Regions from separate parts of the Homo sapiens genome. Here region 2 is linked to region 1. Evidence: read pairs that join two places in POLR2A ChIA-PET (ENCODE). Cell type or tissue: MCF 10A. All regions are shown on one strand. Links, peaks and the distances in the headings refer to the core of each region. The heading gives the core; the rest is flanking DNA.

Region 1 (8,285 bases), core at 1,982-6,981:
TGTTTTGTTCAGAGCTTTATCAATCGTTGTTTACTGCTTTTGAAAATTACATCACTAAAGCACCCGTGGTATTTGAGTCACCGGCACCACCCAATAGCATACATTTGAAGCTGAGCATTTACATGGCTAATACATACACAGGCAAGAATCTGACTCTTATTCTGTCTTCTCATGGAATCATGCCAAAGGATTTATTTCATCATACACTTCTTGTATTTCTTCTTTACAAGGAGCATTGTATTGATTTGAGGGAAAATTGTGTGTGGAGATTCGCTTTCTTTTCTGTGATTTCCTTTCAGCGTAGTAAAGGGGATGTTACAAAATAGTTGTTATAGGAAGGGGCGTGTGTCTTAGGAGTTGAGAAGACTACATTACACTAAGGTGGCCAGTTGTTGTTCTGGGCTGTGCCATCTCAACTAATTAAGAACTGGATGGTGCCGGAAAGGGAAGGACTTCAAGCCAAGGAGGGGACCTAGGAACAGAAGCATGAATGATATGAGGACTGAGTCAGAAGAAGCAAAAATTAACAAATAAATGCATAAATAAGTAAGACACGTGAGCGCTAGGAAAAGCAGGATGGGTATGTCCACATGCTGATATCAAAAATACATGCACGTTAGGCAGGGTGCAGTGGCTCATTCCTGTAATCCCAGCACTTTGGGAGGCCAAGGCAGGAGGATCGCTTGAGCCCAGGAGTTCAAGACCAGCCTTGACCACATAGGGAGACTTCATCTTTACAAAAAATAAAAATAAAAATAGCTCGGTGTTGTAGCACACACCTGTGGTCCTACCTACTTGGGAAGCTGAGGCAGGAGGATCATTTGAGCTCAGAAGGATGAGGCTGCAGTGAGCCATGTTCTTGCCACTGCACCCCAGCTTGAGTGGCAGAGTGAGACTGTTTCAAAAATATATCTATATTTCACATTAGATTCATACCTATTTGAAAATTAGCATCAATTATTCTTTTCTTTTTTAAATGTTTATCTTTAGTTATATAAGTAATAAATATTCATTACAGAAAATTTCAAACGTAGAAAAGTATACGAAGAAAATTTAAATTGTTCTATTTATATTCATGTACCATCTTTGTAGGCATTTTGCTGTAGTTTTTTCCAGTCACTTTCATAAATATACATTTGCATTGTACATGGTAAAGATTATACTGTGCAATTCTGTCTTTTTTGTATGATTAAATTGAATTGGTTTTGAATTTTTTTAGATTTAACTTGTCAATTCCTTTTGGTTCTATAGTTGTATAAAAGATATAAGCATATTGAGTTCTTGCCTAGTTTTATGTATCTATCATTAAAAAAAGAATTCCCATGAAATCACATCCCCTCCAACCAAAGCCCCATTCTCTGCTCTCTTTCACTGAAAAACTTCTCAAAAGAGATGTCTACATTCTGACTCTACCTCTTTACCTCTCATTTATGCCTAATTTTTTTTAGTGAAGAAGTATAAGGACATTGTTTTAAAAAATCAGTTTGCTAGGCCGGGCACAGTGGCTCATGCCTGTAATCCCAGCACTTTGGGCGGCTGAGGCCGGTGGATTGCTTGAGCTCAGGCGTTTGAGACCAGCCTGGGCAACATAGCAAGACTCTATATAACATTACAAGAATTAGCTGGGCATGGTGCGTGCCTGTAGTCCCAGCTACCTGGGAGGCTCAGGAATGAGCCTCGACCGCGTCACTCTACTCCAGCCTGGGCGACAGAGCAAGACCCTGTCTTAGAAAAAAAAAAAAAATCAATTTGCTGAAGGCTTAGAATGAAAAAACAACCAACCAATCCTTGCCCCTCCCCTTTTACTCTATGATCTATTACTTTGACATTGTTCTGTAGTCTTTCTCCCATGTGTGTATAGGTGTCTATTTGTACATTCTTTTTTTGAGGCTTGATTTACATACCATAAAATGCACCCTTTTAAATATACAGTTCAAGAATTTTGACAAATGTATGCACTCGTGTACCACCACCCCAGTTAAGATACAAAACATTCCTGTCACCCCTAAAGGTTCCCTCAAGGCTCTTTGCAATCAATCTTCCACCTACCTCCAGCCCCAAACAGCCAATAATTTTCTTTCTGTCACTGTAAATTAAATATTACTGTTCTAAGCCAGGCATAGTGGCTCACACATGTAATCTCAGCATGTTGGGAGGCCGAGGCAAGAGGATCATTTGAGTCCAGGAGTCCAAAAAAGCCTGGGTAACCTGGTGAGATCCTGTCTCTACAAAAAAGAAAATAAATTAAAAAATAATAATAAATACACTTTACTGTTTTAGAATTTCATATAAAAGAAACCATACAGCAATACACTTTTGTGTCTGGATTCTTTGCTTAAAATAAAGTTTTTGAGATGTAGTTTGCTACATCAGTAGTTTGCTCCTTTTTATTGCTTTAGTAGTATGCTCTGAATGTACTGCAATTTATTTATTCATTCATCTCTTGTTGAACATTTGGGCTGTTTCCAGGTTTTTGCCATTATTATTTTTTTAAAACACTGCTGTGATCATCATATACATGTCTTTTTGTGGATACATGTTTTCGTTTATCTCATTAACCTGGGTATGGTATTGCTGAGTCGTAACATAAAAGTATATTAACTTCATAAACAAAACTGACAACCATTTTTCCATTGTTATTTCAAGTGGTTGTACCATTCCACACTCCCACCAGCAAAGTAAAAAAGTTCCAATTGTTCCACATCCTCTTCAACACTTACTATTGTCAGTCATCCTAATTTTAGCCATTTTAGAATGTGTATAGTAGTATCTCATTGTGATTTGAATTTGCATTTCCCTGACAACTAATGATGTTGAGAATATTTTCATGTGCTTCTTGGCTATTTGTATGTCTTCTTTTATGAAGTGCCTATTTATATCCTTTGCCCAATTTTTTATTGGGTTGCCTTCTTACTAAGTTGTAAGAGTTACTTATATATTTTGAATACAAGTCCCCTGTCAGATACACATATTGTGAATTATTTCTCCTAGTCTGTGACTTACCTCTTCATTTTAATAGAGTCTTTCAAAAAGCAGGAAAGTTTTTAATTTTGACAAGGTCTAACTTACTCTTTTTTACCTTTTATTATTTATTAAAAATTACTATTTTTGTATCCTAAAATATGTTTGCCTACTCCAAAGCTATAGTGATATTATCCTATGTTTTCTTCCACAAGTTTTATAGTTTTAGCTTTTACATTTAGGTCCTTATTTCAAGTTCTCTCTCTCTCTTTTTTTTTTTTTTTTTTTTTTTTTGCATAGTTTGAGGTAAGGATTGAAATTCATTATTTTCCTTATGGATTTCTATCTAGTTTTTCCTAGACCATTTGTTGAAAAGACTATCATTTCTCCCGTTGTTTACTTTCCTTGAAAATCAATTGTTTATATATGTTAGGGTCTTTTTCTGGGCTCTCTACTCTGTTTTATTGAATTATGTCTATTCTTAATGCCAATTCCAGCAATACACTTCAAAATACCCCATGAGTCAAAGATAAATCAATGGAAATTAGAATGTATTTTAACTGAATAAGTAAAATACAACATATTAAAATTTGCGGAACGCAGCCCAAGCAACAACATATAAGATTTTCAGAAACCCAATGTTAACCAAAAGACACCAAACACAAAGTATGAGTGATATGAGTGATTTCATTTACATAAAACTCATTAAAAGGAAATGGAAATTAGTGTTTAGAGATGCATGCTGTAGCAGGTGTTGCTGGTGCCCTGTCGCATCCCCTTCACCTGCTCAGTGCACCCATCCCCTGGCTTCTGTGAGTATTGACTGCTAATAGCTTCACAGCAGCACACTTCGCCTGAGAATTGCCCTCCACCTCCAGGAAGCTGCCTTACCTGGCATCCTGCAGCCAATGACTGACAGATAGGGGAATACAGAAGTTCAGTCTCCTGCCTCTAGACGGGACAACTCCGCGGGGGCATTCTTGCTCTAGAGCTCCCCTGGAGATCAGATTAAGGATAGACCTCAGCTGAACCCACATTTTGAACTAGCTTTTTCTCCTCTTCTAATGTGCCATCCAGTGCCATCCTTACTCCCTTACAGAACTCATCTGAAGGCACTCCCTCACCAAATCACTTGAACAAGAATTGCAATCTCAAGCTCTGCTCTTGGGGGATCAATCCTAAACTAGTTGGTTCTAGAAGTGGTCCTAAAAAGTAGATTTTAAAGATGGGATTCTGGAGTTGGATAACAGATGGCAATGAAGACCCCATCATCAATGGTAGGAGGAGCTACAGCCCCTGTGATGACCTGGGCCAAGATTAAGGTGGAAGGAATACACTGGCTTACGAATGCTCCTGGCATGTGAGAAGTTCAGGTAAATAGTAACTATGAAGATTGTGAAATTGGGTGGCTCTTGCTTAGAACCACTGATATGTTAAAGAAAGAAAATGACAAGCTCATATCAATTAATCACCGATTTAAAACAAAGTGAGTCAGAGGCTGGCTTCCTTAGCAGCATTTAAAGAGCACCTCATCTCCTGCAGCTAGAGGGCACCCTCTGTAAAACTGGAAGAATTTCAGAGGAGGAATTCTTAGCCTAGGTAAGTTGCTTATGCCAAAATCAGGGCCATGATAAGGAAGATATGGGACCCTGAGGCTGAGCAAATGTGATTGAGACCCCTGAACTTCCAGTTCCCCCTGAACCCACTGGGCCTAGGCTTCAAATAAGAAGGTACCTTACAAGACATCATTAGCCCATCTCAGAATCTGCCCTCACCTCCCCTCCTGGCCATCAGATCAATCACTACAGTCAAATCTCAAGATGACCCAACTGAGGAAGTGCTGGGGCTGCTGAGAGAAGAGAGAGATTGATATGCCAAGGCCGCTGCAGGACCCCACTGATGTGGACTGGCAAGACCTGGGGCATTTGCCTGTGGGAGGCATGTGGATCAAGTGGGGTGGAATGTAAAGCTGAATGGAAGAGGCTTTGTCAATGTGGGGGCACTCTCATGACACGAGATTTAATACCTGGTATGGGCCCTAGGAGACTGATTTAATCTGCTGCTAGGAAGGCTCTTGAAATTTTGGTAAGAGTGGTGGCCCACATTAAATGAAGTAGAGTGTCTGAACTGCTGTGGCAGACTAGGGAGAAAGGACCAAAAAGGATCAGAGAGTGAGCATGCTAGAATGAATCTACTCTCAAATACCAGAAAACCCACCAGTTGACTCTATCCCTCGGGGGGCCTAGAGGATTTGCCAACACATTCTAATAAATGAGCACCAGCATTATTTTTTTTAAGTTTTTTTTTTAAATTTTTGTGGGCACATAGTAAGTGTATATGTTTATGGGGCACATGAGATGTTTTGATAAAGGCATGCAGTGTGAAATAAACACAGCATAAAGAATGGGGTATCCATTCCCTCAAGCATTTATCCATGAGTTGCAAGCAGTTCAATTACACTCTTTACATTTTCATTTTTTGGTTTTTGGTTGTTTTGTTCTGTTTTGTTCTGTTTTTTGAGACAGAGTCTTGCTCAGTTGCCCAGGCTGGAGTACAATGGCGCGCTCTCAGCTCACCGCAATTTCTGCCACCCGGGCTCAAGCGATTCTCCTGCCTCAGCCTCCTGAGTAGCTGGGATTACAGGTGCCCACTGCCATGCCTGGCTAATTTTTGTATTTTTAGTAAGACAGGGTTTCGCCATGTTGGCCAGGCTGGTCTTGAACTCCTGACCTCAGGTGATCCACCCACCTCGGCCTCCCAAAGTGCTGGGATTACAGGCGTAAGCCACTGTGCCTGGCCTCTTTAAGTTACTTAAAAATGTACAGTTAAGTTATTATTGACTATAGTCACCCAGTTGTGCTATCAAACAGTAGGTCTTATGCATTCTAATTTTTTTTTAACCAGTTAACCATCCCCACCCCAGTCTTTCACTACCCTTCCCAGCCTCTGTTAACCATCTTTCTACTCTCTAAGTCCATGAGTTCAACTGTTGCACCAGCATTATTGAGACAGTTAATATTAGTCATTTTCTGTAGGCCTGGGCTAATGGTATCATAGACCTGGTTCCTAGGTAGTAATGAGAATGAGAAGGTCCCGGAGAAGCAGAGGCCAGCTGGCGGCATTTATCTTCCAAAGCAAGGTGGCTATAAGGTCAAAACTGCCAGTCAGGAGGCCTGATTCACAGAGATCTATGGCAATGACTGATGGAATATGTTTTTCCTAAGGTGAGTTTGCCAGATTTAGCAAATAAAAATATAGGCTGCCCAATTAAATTTAAATTTCAGATAAATAACAAAGAATTTTTTAGTGTCAGTATGTCCCATACACATCTGACAATATGTGTGTGTATTTTTATTTCCCCAAAATTGATCCAAGAATGAATGAACAGATGGCCAAGTTGAGCTTACTAATGGAAAGCCATAATTCCCTTCTGAGTTTCCAGATCTTAGCCGATTCTCATACCCAGAACCAATCAACTGAAAGAAAGGCCAAGTCCCCATAAGAAAGGACATTACAACACCATGGCAAGTATATAAATTAGTGATTCCCACAGTCCTTCCCCACAAGGACTCATTTATTCGTGGAAAGGGGAATACCTGGACCTTTCAAGGGCTGTTGGATACAGGGCCCAAGTTGATGATTATAACCAGGGTCCCAAAGTGCTGTTTATGGCTGTTAGAGGAGAGGCACATAAGAGTCAGGTGGTAAATGGGGTCCTTGCCCAGGTCCATCTCACTGACCCACCCAGTCACCATCTACCCAGTTCCCAAAAGTATGATAATGGATATAGCAGTTGGCAGAACCCTCACCTTGGCTCCTTAACGTGTAAATAAGAGCTATTGCTTTAGGAAAAGCCAGTGGAAGCCCTTGTAACTTTCCATGACTCCCTGCCAAGACAGTAAATAAAAAATAATATTGCATCCTAGAGAGAATGGTAGAGATTAGTGTCATTTTCAAAGACTTAAAGAATTGTGGTCCCATTATACACCCTATTTAATTCACTGATTTGGCCTTTGCAAAAATTGAGGAATCATTGTGGATGAGAGTGGACTACTGCAAATTTAAACAAGTAGTAGCTCCAACTGCAGCAGTTATGCCAAATGTAATATTTTTAATCAGAGCATTCACTCATAGCCAAGAGACAATATACTTTCCTGGTCTTGCCTGGGGCTGTGTCAACTTGCCAGCTCTCTATCATAACATAGTCTGAAGGGACCTGGACAATCTGGACGTTCTGCAGAACATCACATTGGTCCGCTATATCAATGACATTGTGTTAATCACATCAAATGAGCAAGAAATTGCGAGTATTTGGAGGCCTTGGAGAATAGGAGATAAACTCTATGAAGATTCTGGGGCCTGCCACGTAAGTGTGTTTTTGGTTTTTTTGGTTTTTTTTTTTTAGATGGAGTTTCGCTCTTGTCACCCAGGCTGGAGTGCAATGGCACTATCTCGGCTCACCGCAACCTCCACCTTCCGGGTTCAAGCAATTCTCCTGACTCAGCCTCCCAGGTAGCTGGGATTACAGGCATGCACCACCATGCCTGGCTAATTTTTTTTGTATTTTTAGTAGAGACGGGGTGTCTCCATGTTGGTCAGGCTGGTCTTGAACTCCCAACCTCAGGTGGTCCACCTACCTCAGCCTCCCAAAGTGTTGGGATTACAGGCATGAGCCACCGTGCCTGGCCAGGTGTCCTTTTTAAGAGTGCAAGGTCTTGGACCATCCAGGTCATTTCTTCCAAGTAGAGGCTATGTTATTTTACCTTGCACCATCCCCTCAGTTAAGAAAGGGAATACCTTATAGGCCTCTTCATTTCCAAGTGACATAAAACTCTTACAGCTTTGAGTGGAGCCCAGAGCAGTAAAGTGCTCTGCAGCAAGTCCATGCTGTGGTACAAGCAGCTCTGCAGCTTGGGCCACATACCAGCAACCCTGATGGCAGTTAGAAGTATCTGTGGTGGGAAAAGATGCCTTTTGGAGTCTATGGCAAGTTCCAGCAGGAGAATCAAAATGTTGATACCTAGGGTTCAGGAACAAAGCCATTCTACCTACAGCAGTGAATTATATACCATTTGAAAAGCAGCTCTTGGCATGCTACTAGAGTAGATACACAGGAAGAAGTTGAGTAACTGACAATGGGACATCAGCTGACCATTAAACTTGATCTGCCCATTATAAGCTAAGCAGTGTCAGACCCTCCAAGTCACAAGTTTGGGTGGGCGCAACAATCCACTGTAAGAAGGAAGGAATGCAGTCTGGCTGAGGCATGAATAGTGCCAGAGGACACAAGCAGCAACTGCAGGAGCACATGGCCTCCATCATCC
Region 2 (8,285 bases), core at 1,287-6,286, 120 kb before region 1:
CAAACTTTTTTTTTTTCTTCACAAAGCCGTAGAAGCAGCCGCCCTGCAGCCTGCAGGGAAATCAACATCTGCCTGGAGCACCCTTCTGCCAGCCCCGCCCCTGGCCCGAGTGACCAGGGCAAATGGCAGGACTTAAGAACCAGAGATTCTCTGAACTGGCAGCAGCCCTGGATGGAGGGGTAGGCATGGGGACCTCATCTGTTCTCCAAGCTGGGAGACAGCTGTCACCATCTGCGTTTTCTAGAGGAGGAGTCCAGGGCCGAGGATTCCAGGTGTGAGCTTAAGTGCTCATTAGGGGAATAAGGACTGGGGAGGCTGAGTGGGCCCCTGTCAGGAAGAACAAAGCCCAATTCCATCTCCTGTACTTTCATCGCCGTTCTGAAAGCATCTGGCAGCGCACCAGCCAAGGAGGAGGTGTGCAGAAAATGCCAACAGCATCTTCATCTGCAGAGGCCCAGAGCTCTGAGGGAAGGCACTGACAGTGCTTGTCCTGAGCTTACCTCCCATCCCAGGAATGTCCTATCCCTCTAGCTCTTCCCTTGGAAGGTCGATCATCTTCCCAGGGGCTCCCCAGACCAAAAAGTCTGCGTTCTGCGAAGCCCGGCGGACTCTGTGCGGGCCTCTGCCCCCCACCAAGCCCAAGGCAGTGCTCCAGATTAGAACTTGAACCTCACCATCTCGAAGGAGCTAGCACCCTGCCGTGGGGGAGGGCAGGGTAGAGAGGAGTGCGGGGGCGCCTTTTCTGGCCGGCAGGACGGGGGCAGCCGGAGAGGTGCAATGCGGGCTCCCCCTCCCCACCCTGCAGCGGGGCCCTGCAGAAGGTACCGGGCGGAACACGCGTGCCCTCTAGTGGTCACAGAGTCAAACGTCAAGTTCCATCCTGCGGAGCGAGCATGGGATCCGGAGCCACAGCTGGAGCTGAGATCAGAAACCGTAGATCTAGCCCCATTGTTTTACCGGTGAGGAAAGGCCATGAGAGCCACACACAGAGAATAGGGACAAGCTGAGGCCAGAATCATGGTTCCTAGCCCCTAATCCAATATCTCCACGTAAGCCTGTGGCCTCACCAGAATCCCAGCAGCTCTAGGGTGCTGGCCTCAGACCTCCCGCCAGTCCGGGCCCTCATTAAAGACGAGGGGACCATGGCTCAACAAGGTCAGAGCTGTGAGCAAAACTCTGGTCTCTTGATTAACTCTCCTGCTTCGGGAAAGCACCCGAATGCATGGCCAAGGCCACAGAAAGGACTTCATCACAGCCACAAACCCTTACAAAATGCTTACAACGAGCCAGGCACTGTCTACATACTCTACATACATCACCTCATTTAATACTAACAAAACCTGTTATCGCTCCCACATTCCGGATGAGGAAGATGGAGCACAAAGAAGTTAAGAGACGAGCCCAAGTTCACGGCTAGTAAGAGGCGAAGCTAGAATCTGAAGCCAGCCTGCCTGGCTCCAGACTGGGTTGAGGCATTGAAGCTGAGTGGTGAAGTGAGCCCCATTCCAAGGCATCCGATCTCTTGCCGACTATATGGCAGGTCCAACTCCAGGCAGGCCCGCCAGCAGGGAATTGTACCATTTAAAGGAACCTCCATACAAGGGGGGCCCACAATCTTCCTGGTTGTCCCATTTGAGACCAGGTCTGGGGCCTGTGTCTCCTGATTTTCAACTCACAGAAGGGAAAAGATCATCAACGGGATGAGGCTTCTGATCTTAGATCCAAAACCTCAGCAGTGGCGGGCCACCCGCTGTCTCCAAGGCACATCTGGGCCCTCAGGCCTCGTGTCATCCACTGTTCTAACTAGCCCATCTTGCAGAGACTATAAAAATTTGCTCATCTGCCAAATGCTGTCTCTTGCAGAGACTGGAAGTTAATCTCTTCACTCCTCTTTCCACCCTACAGCAACCTATGAGGTAATTATTTTCTTCTTGGTTTTTTTTTTTTTTTTTAAGTGTCTAAACAGATGAACTGTCTCCCGGGGCAGCCCCTGCCTCCCAGGTGAGTGTGGCATCCAGCCCGTATCTCCGCACCTGCACTGCCTTACCATCCAGACCCTTCCTGCTCAAGGGCCTCCCCAACCCCGGCCACTCCAGTCCATCCCCGTGCAGCCAGGAGCAACCCACCCTCATCACTCCTCACCTCCAGACCTCCAACGGCTACCCACTGCTTTCAGGATCAAGTCCAGGCTCCTGGGCACAGCTTCCAAGCCCTTTGGCATCTGGGACCAACCTATACCCTAGCCTCATCCCCTGCCAGCCCCCATCCCCCCAGGTCTCCTTCACTCCAGTGACCCCAGTTCTGATTTTTTCTGAAAACACCACCTTCCTTCCCTTCTCCATGCCTTTGCACGTATTTTTGCTTCAGGTTGAGAAGCTCATTTGCCCTCCTGCCCCTGGGCCCCTCCTACTTATTCTTCAGGTCCCAGCTTACAGGGCATTAGCCTCGGTGACTGTTTCCCCATTGTCCTTGTCCTCACCCCAGCCCTGTTCCTATCTCTTCCACATGACTTGAGGGCAGAATGGCAGGATAGTTAACCTCCCAGTGCCTCAGTTTCCTCATCTGTAATATAGGGGACAATAAGCCCAACTTCATAGGGCTGTCGAAGGATTAAATGACTTACTACCTGTATGAAGCTCAGCACAGTGCCTAGCACATGGCCTGGACAAAAGTCAGCTGCGACTATGATGAGCATTATTGCTATTATTGTTGCCATACATACAATGTTGTCTTGTTATTATTTGTTCATGGGCCTGTTTCCCTCTAGAGGCTCCGGGGAACTGACTCCTATTCATCTTGGTATCCCTGGCACCCAGGACAGTGTGTGGCAGAGTGGGGACTCAATAAAGTCTACTAAAGGAAGAAGAGACAGCTTTCTCTCCATGTCTGGGTCCCCACCACCACAAGCAGCAGATATGTGCAGTGGGCTAGAGTGAGGACTAGACTTCACTTTCTTTCTTTCTTTCTTTCTTTCTTTTTTTAAGAGACAGGGTTTGGTTCTGCTGCCCACGCTGGAGTGCAGAGGCATGATCACGGCTCACTGCAGCCTGGAACTCTTGATACTCCTTCTTCAGCCTCCTGGAACAGTTAGGACTACAGGTACATGCCACCATGCCTGGCTTATTTTTCTTTTCTTTTTTTTTTTTTTTTTTTTTTTTTTTTTGTAGAGACAGGGTCTTGCTATGTTGTCCAGGCTGGTCTCCAATTCCTGGCCTCAAGCGATCCTCCCACCTCGGCCTCCCAAAGCACTGGGATACAGGCGTGAGCCACCATGCTCAGCCCAGACTCCACTTTCTATGCCTCCACTAACATAATCCATACATTGGTAAGCAGGCCAGTGACTGTGGAGTCAACGGTCTCAAGAAAAACTTGAGGGAAGCCCAGTCATTTGAATTGTTTCTGGCTAAAACTAGCCTCATATGCTTCTGCCGTGGGTAGAGCTGGTTGCCCACCTGCCCTTTCTCTTTGCCACCTCCATAGTCATCCCCACAAGCCCAGCCCCGACAGAGTCCCCTCCCTCGTCACTTGTGGCATCCTCCATCCTGGGGATCGATGCTACTGCAACACCACCAAAGTTCCACTGTCAACTCGGCCCTCAGCATTGGAGTGCCAGGGACATGCCTCATTACAGCACCAATCAAGTTCAAGTTCAAGGTCCCCATTCCTGCATCCTCTCCCACTCAGCTTTGCAGAAGCTTTAGCTTCCTCCCACTACCATCTCCCCACCCCAAACACTCAGACCTCTTCATCGCAGACTCCCTCTTCCTCACCCTAGCCCAGAGCTCTGGGTCCTGGTCACTGAGCCCCCTTTCTATCTTTACTTAGCCATGGCTCTCACCAGGCGGCTTCTCTCCTGCACGAAGTGCTTCCTAACTCCTGAGGAAAGGGTCCTGTCCTCCAGCTGGGCCTCCTTACAACAGGCCACTCACCCAACTCCCCTTCTTTCAGCCTGTCCTGAGACTCTGATCAATTAGGTACTGTTAATATAGCAGTGCCATTTCTTGAACATTGGGGAGTGGAATCCAACGTTTAAGAGAATGTGCTGAAGTCAGACACAGGGAGTTCAAATTTCAGCTCCCGTTACCATAGTCATCTGTTTCCTCCCTGTAACCTGAGTATAATAGAATCTACCTCCGATTGCTGTGAGGGCTAAACAAGATACACAGTGCCTGGGCTCACGAAAAGCATTCTTATGTTAGCCATCGTTGAGTTCCTGCCATGCACCAAATCACAAACACGTCAGGCAGTAGGCATTCTTTAGTTTACCCGGGAGGGAACTGAAGCTCAGAGGGGTTGAGTAACTTGCCTGTGATCATTACGTAAATGACAAAGGTGGCTTGAAACCCAGGTCCTGCCAGAGATTCCATAGCATTCCTGCTCTGATGTTAATATGCCAAGTAACTCAGCAAAGCAGGCTGGCAGGGCCTCTGCACTGTCTGTGTTTAGCACTCCTACTCCAAACCCAGCACATCACACCACAGAAAGAGAGAGAGCCTTTGTGGTGGGGAATAGTTCCATCAACAGTCCTTGGACTTGACTCTCAGTTGCTGCTCCAGCAATAAGTAAGTTTAGGAGCAAGAATGAAACTCTACAAAGCAGGCTTGCAAATAACTTTCTAGCCCACTTCCCCACCAGGAAGTCTCTGAGTGGTCAAATACAAACACTTGACAGGACAGTCTGCAAGACTGGGCTGGGCAGTTCTGAGGCTGGATTTAAAGGGCTGCAACCTCGCTCAGCCTGTGGGTTCCATTTTTTTCCTGAATCTCTACACCTGGCCCTTCCTCCATTCCATCCGGCCCAAGCCAAAGGTGCCTTCTCCATCAGTGCGTGCCTCAGCAGGTCTCCTCCCAACCCAGACATCATTCCCCAAGCCCGCTTCCCACCTACTCCCACACACGTTCCAACAGATCAGTGAGACCGAGTGCCAAGAAGCCAGACCCAGACTCAACTTTCTGCCACCAGCTCCCCTGCACACTCTCCTAATACCCTAAATCCACCAGGATCAAGCTTCTGAAAAGAAGCCCCTTAAGGGAGCATTAAGTCCCAGGACCCCGCATTTGCAGCAACTCCAAAAAATAATCCCTGAAGAGACTGCAGGTCAATCCACTCTCTGCCCCACCGCCACGTAGGTCCACTTAGGGGAAATCCAGAGAAGATTCACCTCCCTTGACAATTGTCAGCCCCCAGCAACACTCAGATCCCCTGACCCAACATTTCTGTGACTAAGTAGTCCCAGGGTTCTGCACTCCCCAGCAACGTCCCTTCCAGTCCCCAGCACCTCCCCTCCCAAGGACACAGAGGGAAAGCGCTAGCAATGTCTTCTTTCCTATCCCCTGCCCCCATCCTCTTCACATTGCGGCTACACTTCTGAACCCTCGGGAGCATGCAGATGTGTCTAACTTACCCAAAGAGAAAAAGAGACTGAGCCCCGTGAGGCTGAAGGCAGGGCGAGGTAGCCAGGCATCTCTGTGCATTTTCAGAGACTGAGATGTTAGTCGGGTGGGCTACGGGAGAGGGTGATTTGAGGGGGCGAGAACTACAAGGGAGGAATGGTTGGATGCTAAAAAAAAATGCACGGATGTACTTCAAAGACATATACAACATTAAGGAAGCTTTATTTCCATCTCTCTAATATGGCCGGCTTGTATGTTGCTGCTAAAAAGAGAGAGAGAGGGAGTGTGTAAAGGAGAGAGAGAGAGATGGGGGGGAGAGAAAAGGGGGATGGGGTAAATATTGTGGTTGGTGGATTTCAAAAAGCAGGTGGGAGGGCATAAAAAAGTCATTTTGAAAAGAACAAAATCCCAGAAATTTTTACCCTCTAAAACAAGAAATAATACAAACCCTGCTTTTTGACTTCACTGGGATGATTGTTGGATTTTGAAAGCTATTAGAGGAATCCATTTATTTTAAAGATTCTGGAAAGGGAAACACCTTTTATCATTTAAAAACACCCCCAGGCTGACGCAGTGGCTCACACCTGTAATTCCAGCACTTTGGGAGGCCGGATGGATTGCTTGAGTCCAGGAGTTCAAGACCAGCCTGGGCAACATGGCAAAACCCATCTCTACTAAAAATACAAAATTTAGCCAGGCATAATGTCGCATGCCTCTTGTCCCAGCTACTGCACCGCACTCCAGCCTGGGCCCTGCCTCCAGAGGGAAAAAAAAAAAAAAAACCTAAAAAAAAAAAGGAGATGCTTGTTTTTGTGTTATTGAAAAGGGTTCAGGAAAGTGAGTTGGAGAGACTTTCAAGGGGTAATGCTTTCCTCATTCTAGCGTTTCCTCTGAAAACAGAACATGTTGAAGCAGGCTGATAGAAAAATACCCAAGAGATCTTACAATTGAATGTAACACAGGCCTTTGGATAAACCTGATTCAAACAAATCAACAGGAAAGAAAAGTTTTTGAGACAATTGGGAAAAGTTAAATATGAACTACATAGTAGATTGTATTAATGAATCATTCTTAATTTTGTTGGGTCTGATAAAATGTGGTTTTGTCCTTTAACATCTCTATCTGTTAAAGACACACATGGGTGGCCGGGCGGGGTGGCTCACACCTGTAATCCCAGCACTTTGGGAGGCCGAGGCAGGCAGATCACCTGAGGTCAGGAGTTCGAGACCAGCCTCCCTAACATGGTGAAACCCTGTCTCTACTAAAAATACAAAAGTTAGCCGGGTGTGGTGGCGTGTGCCTGTAATCCCAGCTACTTGGGGGGACTGAGGCAGGAGAATTGCTTGAACCTGGGAGGCGGAGGTTGCAGTGAGTCGAGATCACTCCGCTACATCCCAGCCTGGGCCACAGAGTGAGACTCCATCTCAAAAATACATATATATATATTCAACGAAAAAAAGAGATGGGAGAATAGGTGACACGAGACTAGTTGTTTTGCTTGATAATTGAAACTAGCTGGTGATGGGTGTAAAGGGTTTGTCATATAGTTCTCTCTTCTTTTGTGTATGTTTAAAACTTTTCTTTTGAAGAAGGAAGAAAAAATAAGCTAACGTCATAAGTAGGAGAACTTGGTGGGTGGAGTCCAAGGTGGTCCTAAGCAGAGGTGACCCCCATACTCCTGGGGAGATGGTTAAGTAGGGCAGAGATTCGCATGCAGCAGTCACCTGCATTTGTGATGGGCCCTTTGTGTACCAAACAGGGAGCAACTAATATTTTTGAGCATAAACTCTGTGCCAAGCACTTTACATGTGATATCTCAATTTTTTATTTTTTTATTTTATTATTTTTTTTTAGACAGGGTCTCGCTCTGTCACCCAGGCTGCAGTGCAGTGGTGCAATCTCAGCTCACTGCAATCTCTGCCTTCTGGGTTCAAGCAATTCCTGTGTCTCAGCCTCAAGAGTAGCTGGAACTACATGCACGTGCCACCACCCCCAGCTAATTTTTTTGTATTTTTAGTAGAGGCAGGGTTTCACCATGTTGGCCAGGCTGGTCTCGAACTCCTGACCTCAAGTGTTCCACCTGCATCAGCCTCCCAAAGTGCTGGGAGTACAAGCGTGAGCCACCATGCTCAGCCTGTGGTATCTCAGTTTAATCTTTTCTTTTTTTGTGTGTGAGATGGAGTCCCGCTCTCTCTCCCAGGCTGGAGTGCAGTGGCGCGATCTTGGCTCACTGCAACCTCCACCTCCCAGGTTCAAGCAATTCTCCTGCCTCAGCCTCCCAAGTAGCTGGGATTACAGATGCCTGCCACCATGCTTGGCTAATTTTTGTATTTTTAGTACAGACAGAGTTTCACCATCTTGTCCATGCTAGTCTTGAACTCCTGACCTCGTGATCCACCGACCTTAGCCTCCCAAAGTGCTGGGATTACAGGTGTGAGCCACCGCGCCCCCACCCTGTCAGTTTAATCTTAACCCTGGGATAGGTGATTTCTTTTTCCTTTTTCTTTTTTTTTAATTTATTTATTTTATTATTATTATTATTATTATTATTTTTTTTTTTTTTTTTTTTTTTTTTTTTTTGCGATGGAATCTCACTCTGTGGCCCAGGCTGAAGTGCAGTGGCATGATCTTGGCTCACTGCAACCTCCGCTTCCCGGGTTCAAGTGATTCTCCTGCCTCAGCCTCCTGAGTAGTTGGGTTTACAGGTTCCCGCCACCATAATTTCTTTTTTCTTTTTCTTTTTCTCTTTATTCTTTTGTTGTTGTTGTTCAGACAGAGGCTTACTCTGTGGCCCAGGCTGGAGTGCAGTGGCACAATCTTGGCTCACTGCAACCTCCACCTCCCAAGTTCACGTGATTCTCCTGCCTCAGCCTCCTAAGTAGCTGGGATTAC

What was found. ChIA-PET counts read pairs that join two places held together with the same protein. Peaks named below come from ENCODE experiments on the same cell type or tissue, not always from the same donor. Only the 100,000 strongest peaks of a DNase experiment are listed, where the experiment ranks them.
Region 2: POLR2A ChIA-PET joins it to region 1 with 5 read pairs; 5 of 35 experiments call an interaction of 5 or more read pairs at or near these places.

The regions. Positions count from the first base shown.
Region 1 is chr11:118,291,522-118,299,806 of GRCh38, forward strand. No RefSeq gene overlaps it. Among named protein-coding and RNA genes, the nearest start is that of CD3E, 9.1 kb to the right of the region's middle. In MCF 10A, for the core only: a CTCF peak has its summit at 4,511; a DNase peak (open chromatin) is centred at 4,480.
Region 2 is chr11:118,170,958-118,179,242 of GRCh38, forward strand. SCN2B (sodium voltage-gated channel beta subunit 2) reads right to left here and starts at 5,682. Exons shown (of 4, transcript NM_004588.5): 1 at 5,405-5,682. The coding sequence starts at 5,474. In MCF 10A, for the core only: no CTCF peak of the experiment used is centred there; a DNase peak (open chromatin) is centred at 4,264.